Linked DNA regions of Homo sapiens: region 2 is linked to region 1. A link is a contact called in ENCODE Hi-C or POLR2A ChIA-PET data. All regions are on one chromosome and are shown on one strand. The core of a region is the stretch at or near the end of the contact, and the rest is flanking DNA. Distances in the headings are between cores, read along the strand shown. Region 1 holds the start of ZNF92 (zinc finger protein 92). Region 2 has its middle 76 kb from the start of ZNF92.

Evidence for each region. Hi-C counts contacts between places; a loop is a spot of excess contacts on that map. ChIA-PET counts read pairs that join two places held with the same protein, here RNA polymerase II (POLR2A). Pooled maps may share reads with other maps.
Region 2: a loop to region 1 is called in a map of endothelial cell of umbilical vein, with 5 times the contacts of the local background. The contact joins the enhancer-like site here to the promoter of ZNF92 in region 1. A Hi-C loop is called at or near these places in 5 of 168 maps with a recorded cell type or tissue (HepG2, MCF 10A, PC-3 and 2 more) and 6 of 50 pooled maps. POLR2A ChIA-PET finds 5 or more read pairs at or near these places in 4 of 52 experiments (A549, GM12878, HEK293 and 1 more).

Annotation. Positions count from the first base shown.
Region 1 is chr7:65,372,457-65,375,299 of GRCh38, forward strand. ZNF92 (zinc finger protein 92) reads left to right here and starts at 1,399. Exons shown (of 4, transcript NM_152626.4): 1 at 1,399-1,544. The coding sequence starts at 1,542. RefSeq lists a silencer at 1,264-1,534 and an enhancer at 1,430-1,829.
Region 2 is chr7:65,448,287-65,451,129 of GRCh38, forward strand. No RefSeq gene overlaps it. Among named protein-coding and RNA genes, the nearest start is that of ZNF92, 76 kb to the left of the region's middle. Within about 2 kb of position 1,350, at least 2 of the 41 ENCODE cell types and tissues checked have a DNase peak (open chromatin) inside an H3K27ac peak, as active enhancers do.

The sequences.
Region 1 (2,843 bases), core at 149-2,648:
GCCACAGGAGAAAACAGATAAACACACTCTGGCCACTAGGGCCAGGCCAAATAGCAAAATAAGTTTACCTTTAATCTGTTTTCTCTATACTTAAACACTGGAAGTGATGACTGTGGAGAGATCTGAAGACATAGCGTTTAATCTCCTGTGGCCCCATCATCTTTTGGTTACTGTCTGATCTCTGGAAGAAAGGTGGGCAACAGGTGGCCAGCAGTGGTGTACCTGTGGTTATTTTATTCTTGCTGCCCTCTGCTCTTTCTATGGTGACTATCTTGTTCCACCCTCAAAACTGTAGAAAGATGTTGGTAAAGAGAGGCTGTCCCCTCACTTCTGGCAGAAAAGGGGTGTTCAGACCCTTCACCCTCCTGATGTCAGGGCTGCATTTCAATGTGGCAGCTATTGGCCATGTGTAGCTACTGGCTGCCTGGAATGTGGCTGGTCTGAATTGCAATGTGCTAGAAAGGTAAAATAGAGTTAATTTCAAAGATTCAGTTCCAAATAAATATATATACTTTATTAATAATTACATATCACTCACATATTAGAATAAGGTTTTAGATATATTGGGTTAAATTGTTACAATCAATTTCACCTGTTTCTTGTTTCTTTTTAAAGTTTGGCTGCTAAAAAATGTACAATTCACGTGTCGCCCACATTTTATTTTAGAGGATTGCCTTCTTTTTAAAATTTCAGGCTGCCTGCTTAAAAAAACAGAAGTTGGCCGGGCTCTGTGGCTCACACCTGTAATCCCAGCACTTTGGGAGACCGAGGCGGGCGGATCACAAGATCAAGAGATCAAGACCATCCTGGCCAACATGGTGAAACCCCGTCTCTACTAAAAATACAAAAATTAGCTGGGTGTGGTGGCGTGCGCCTGTAGTCCCAGTTCCTCGGGAGGCTGAGACAGGAGAATCGCTTGAACCTGGGAGGCGGAGGTTGCAGCGAGTTGAGCTCGTGCCACTGCACTCCAGCCTGGCGACAGAGCTAGACTCTGTCTCAAAAAACAAAAACCAAAAACAAAACAAAACAACAAAACCAGAAGCCAGGAAGGTCATAAAATCTGAAAATTTTGAATAATTGGTATTATATTCTTTGCATTTGTGAATAGACATATAATATACTATTTATAAATGCATATGGCCTTATTCACAAGGTTAAATGCAAATACTGTCTGGGGTGGGCCTGACTCAGCTCAGGGAGGAAGCCCCGTCTGAAAAGGCTGCAGCTTAGGCTGTCACTCTTCCTTCAGTCCAGCATCTGATCACATCTCCCGTCACTCAGGGCCCGAAGGGGCGGGGCCTTAAACGTTATCCAATCAGGAACGCTGGGCTGGGAACCATCCAATCAGGCACGCAACTGGAGCGGACAGCACAGCTTCCGGGATTTGGCGGGGCCTTTGTCTCTCGCTGCAGCCGGCGCTCCACGTCTAGTCTTCACTGCTCTGCGTCCTGTGCTGATAAAGGCTCGCCGCTGTGACCCTGTTACCTGCAAGAACTTGGAGGTTCACAGCTAAGACGCCAGGACCCCCTGGAAGCCTAGAAATGGTGAGCCTGCTGGGTCCCACATCCCGAGAGAGGGGGAGGGTCTGGCTGGAACCGATTGGAAGTGGCTGTGGCGGGCCTCGGGCCTTCCCGCAGTCGGCTCCGAGATCCGCGGCCCGAGTTCTCCTTGGCGCAGCTCGGCCCTCAGTCTCCTTCAGCCATAAGATGGCGGCTGGGCTGACAGCCGGGACCCCGGGCGTCCTGTCTCCTCCCTGCGCAGTGACTGTGCTTTGGCCTGGAGCCCTCCCTGGGCAGCTCTGCACCCGCAGCGTCGCATCTCTCGCCGAGTGTGCAGGGACGACGGGAGAATAGTAAAGAGAAGAATCCTGACTCGGGGTGCGGGGTTTATGAATGGGAAGAGCTTTGGTCCGTGTGGTTCTCAGGTCCTCTTTTTTCCTATTAAAAATTTATGGGAGTCAAGGTAAAAATATTGAAGAATTTAATCAAAGAGCGATTCAGGAATTTTAGAGCACCCAGCTATGATTTGTAGTTTGTGGTCCGTGGGAGGGGCTTGAAGGAAACACTTTTATAAGATGCATAATGAAAAAAAACAAGTTTAATAATTGGTTAGGTACAGTTACGTCGTTTTTTAATTTGTATGATTAAGGTAGAAATTTCCTGGTCATGTAATCAGAGATTGTCAGTTTATAGTTGGTTAAGCCTGAATTTTGTTCCCTCGGTGTTATTTACCCTCCCCTCCCCCCGCCAAAAATGCATTTGAATTATATTTTTTTTAAAGTAGGAACCCAGGGACTAGAGCCACCTCAATCTAATTGCCTGCCACTTAATTATTTTCACATCCACAGGGGACTGATTTTCCCCTGCAGTTTTCACATGTGTCCCAAGCAGGGTCTCAAGTCTACCCCCCATCCCTCATTCCTCCAGCTTAATTCTGGCTTGCAGTAAAATACTAAATTTCCAGTTCCTTCTGACATTCCCAAATGCCAACTTACCCTCCCTAATTCGCATTAGCAAGTGTGTTTCCTTTAGTGTACATTTTCGATGGCATATTTTAATTAATCATTTTTGGCAAAGCATTGGATGGCACGTTTTAAAAGATTTGTTTCCTGTTTGTAAATATTTCCTATGAGAAGAAAGCAAAGAATAATCCCCTAACATTGTATTGTAAATCTCTGTGCCTCTTTTCTTTTTATCTTCCTTAGGCACAGAGATCTTATCAGAATGTTTTTGGGTCATGGTTGCTTTCCCTTTGGAAACTTTATGGGGTGATGTGTTCTCAGCCACCCTTCAGTTCTTTTTCTGGTCCTGGGTTTTAGTACTGTCTGGGGCAAGATACCTACC
Region 2 (2,843 bases), core at 100-2,599, 76 kb after region 1:
GGAGAAAACAAAGTTACAAATATGGGAAATAGTTATACAGACTTGAGACATTTCACAAAAGTTCCTGTAATCAATGTCCGTGCTTCTTTTGATTGAAGGTACTCTGAAGCTTCAGTGGTCTGCTCTATGCTATCTGTGAGAGTGGTGCTCTTTATTGCTTATAGGCTAAGGCTACACTAATTAGCCTGCCATTCAAGGCCCTCTCCAAGCAGACTATGGTCTACCATTCCATTATTACCTCCTACTCATCTTCCAGTCCACACAAACTGTCTGCTCCCATCAAATGGCACACTAACTATTTTCTCCCAAACTATTTTCATTAATATTTCCTGGTCTTTGTTCACATTAATTCCCTCAAACTCTCTACCCTTTCTTTGGGGCCTGGAGCCCTACCTTTTGTGACCACCCCCGGCCCTTGGGGCAGAATTGCTCCCTCCTTGGAATTCTGATAATCTTTCTAGTCTGCACCACTTCTCTGGATTTGACATATTGGAGTATATGTGTGTGCGTGTGAGACTAAAAGCAGGCACATTTTTATATTTCTAGGGCTAACACAGTGCCACACACTGAGTAGGGACTCAGAAAGCATTTATTTTTTAATGATGATGTCATGTTCTTGAGGCCTATTCTTTCTTTCCCTAGGTAATGTTTACTAATGTGAATGAAGTGCTGCTGAGGCTTGCTCATGTTTTTTAAAAAGATGAAGATGGTGATGACTCAGTGGCAAGACCTTTTGGCAGAGAATTCATCTTGAAAATACTTGTACTATCCTAGCAACACATGTGTAACAAGGGGAAACTGTCAGAACAGCCCTAAGGTAAAAGCAGGGCAGATTGTAGGATTTTAATAGGTAGGATTCTCTTCTCTCCTCTCCTCTCCCCTCCTCCCCTCCCCTCTCCCTCCTCTCCTCCCCCCTCCCCCCTTCCCTTCTCTTCTCCTCTCCTCTCCCTGTCTCTCTCCCTCTCTCTTTCTTCCATCCTTCCTTTCTTTTTATTTATTTACTCTCTTTTTCTTTCTTTCCTTCTTTTCCATCCTCTCTCCTTCCCTCCCTCCTTTCCTTCCTTTCTTCCCTCCTTCTTCCCTCCCTTTCTTCTGTCAAAGTAATTAAACTTTGGAATGAGTTATGGAGGGAGATTATTGAGAAAATTTGAACAATTTACTCATTCATTCTAAGAAAAACTTGGAGACAAAGTAAAGGAAAGGGGAAAAGTTTAAGTAAGAGGGATTTGGCATTTATCCACAGAAAACAAAGGAAGGCAGATAAAACCTTCCTTCCTTCCTTTCTACCTTCCTTCCTTCCGTACTTTTTGGTCTCAACTCTGTGTGGCTTCCCCAGCAGGATGAAGAACGCTGTGGTGGGTGGGGCTACTTCTTCACTGTGTTGTAGAGCCATCAATCAGGCCAATAAAAATTTAAAAAGGCACAGATGGTTTTCTCTGTGAAGAAGTGGCTGAAACAGTTACTGAGTAACTATTTCTCTTAATGTGGATATACCTTCATTCCCCAATTGACCCAACCAGGCCAACAATTTTAGCTCTTAAATACTTTACCCAAAGCAGTGCTGGAGTGATGGGTGGGAAAAGACCTGTTATTGCCTCAGGAGTTGGAAAAAGACAGACTCCCACAAGTGGCAGGACAAGAGGTAAGGGAACAACCAAAAAAAAGTAGCAGAAAAAGTTACAAAAGGGAAACAAGGAAACAAAAATTGAAATGTTAAAGGGACACTAACTACATAGGAAGCAAGTGTGGAAATTTGTCTGTGATTAGATTCTTGGAGAAAAGTATAGACAATGTGGTATAAAATACTTTAGTCCCAGAAACACCGTTCTAGAGCTATTCATTTATAAAACAATTTTAGGTGTGTAAGACTAGAAATCTGGGCAGGGCGTGGTGGCTCACACCTGTAATCCCAGCACTGTGGGAGGCCAAGGTGGGTGGATCACGAGGTCAGGAGTTCAAGACCAGCCTGGCCAACATGGTGAAACCCCATCTCTACTAAAAATACAAAAATTAGCTGGGCGTAGTGGCAGGCTCCTGTAATCCCAGCTACTTGGGGAGGCTGAGGCAGGAGAATCACTTGAACCCAGGAAGTGGAGGTTGCAGGGAGCTGAGACTGTGCCATTGCACTCCAGCCTGGGTGAAAGAGCGAGACTCTGTCAAAAAAAAAAAAAAAAAAAAAAAAGACTAGAAATCTGTATTTTTTAAAAAATAGAGATGGGGTCTCACTCTGTTGTCCAGGCTGGTTTCAACTCCTGGCCTCAAGCAATCCTCCCACCTCAACCTCCCAAAGTTCTGGGATTACAGGCATGAGCCACCACACCCAGCTGAAATTTGTATTTTTAGTAAGTGCTTCTGCTGATTCTTAAGATCGAGTAAGTTTGGGAAGCACTAGCCTGTAACATAGTAGAAGGAGTTTCATTAAAGTGCAGAAACAGCAGCAAATAATTTGCTTGAAAGACAATTCATGAGACAGGAAGAAGAAGACGGGAGATAAAGATCAAACTTTGAAATAGGAGAATAAATAATTATATTTCTCTTTTGCACCTCTCGCTCCTGAAATAATTTAAAGTAGCAATGTTATAATATGAATAATGAACATATCTTGAGTGCTTACTGTTGGCTTGGCACTACACGTGCATTTTCTCATTTAACACTCACAACAACTCCATGACTACTATTGTGTTTTTCATTTTACAGATGAGGAAAATAAAAGGTTAAGATAGGAAAGGGCAGAGCTGGGAGCCAAGTGTTAAGTATTTTAGTCCCCAGAGTCTCTGCTCTTGCCTCACTATATTGCTTCCAAACATCAAAACAAACAGAAAACCAGAAAGCCCAGAAACAAC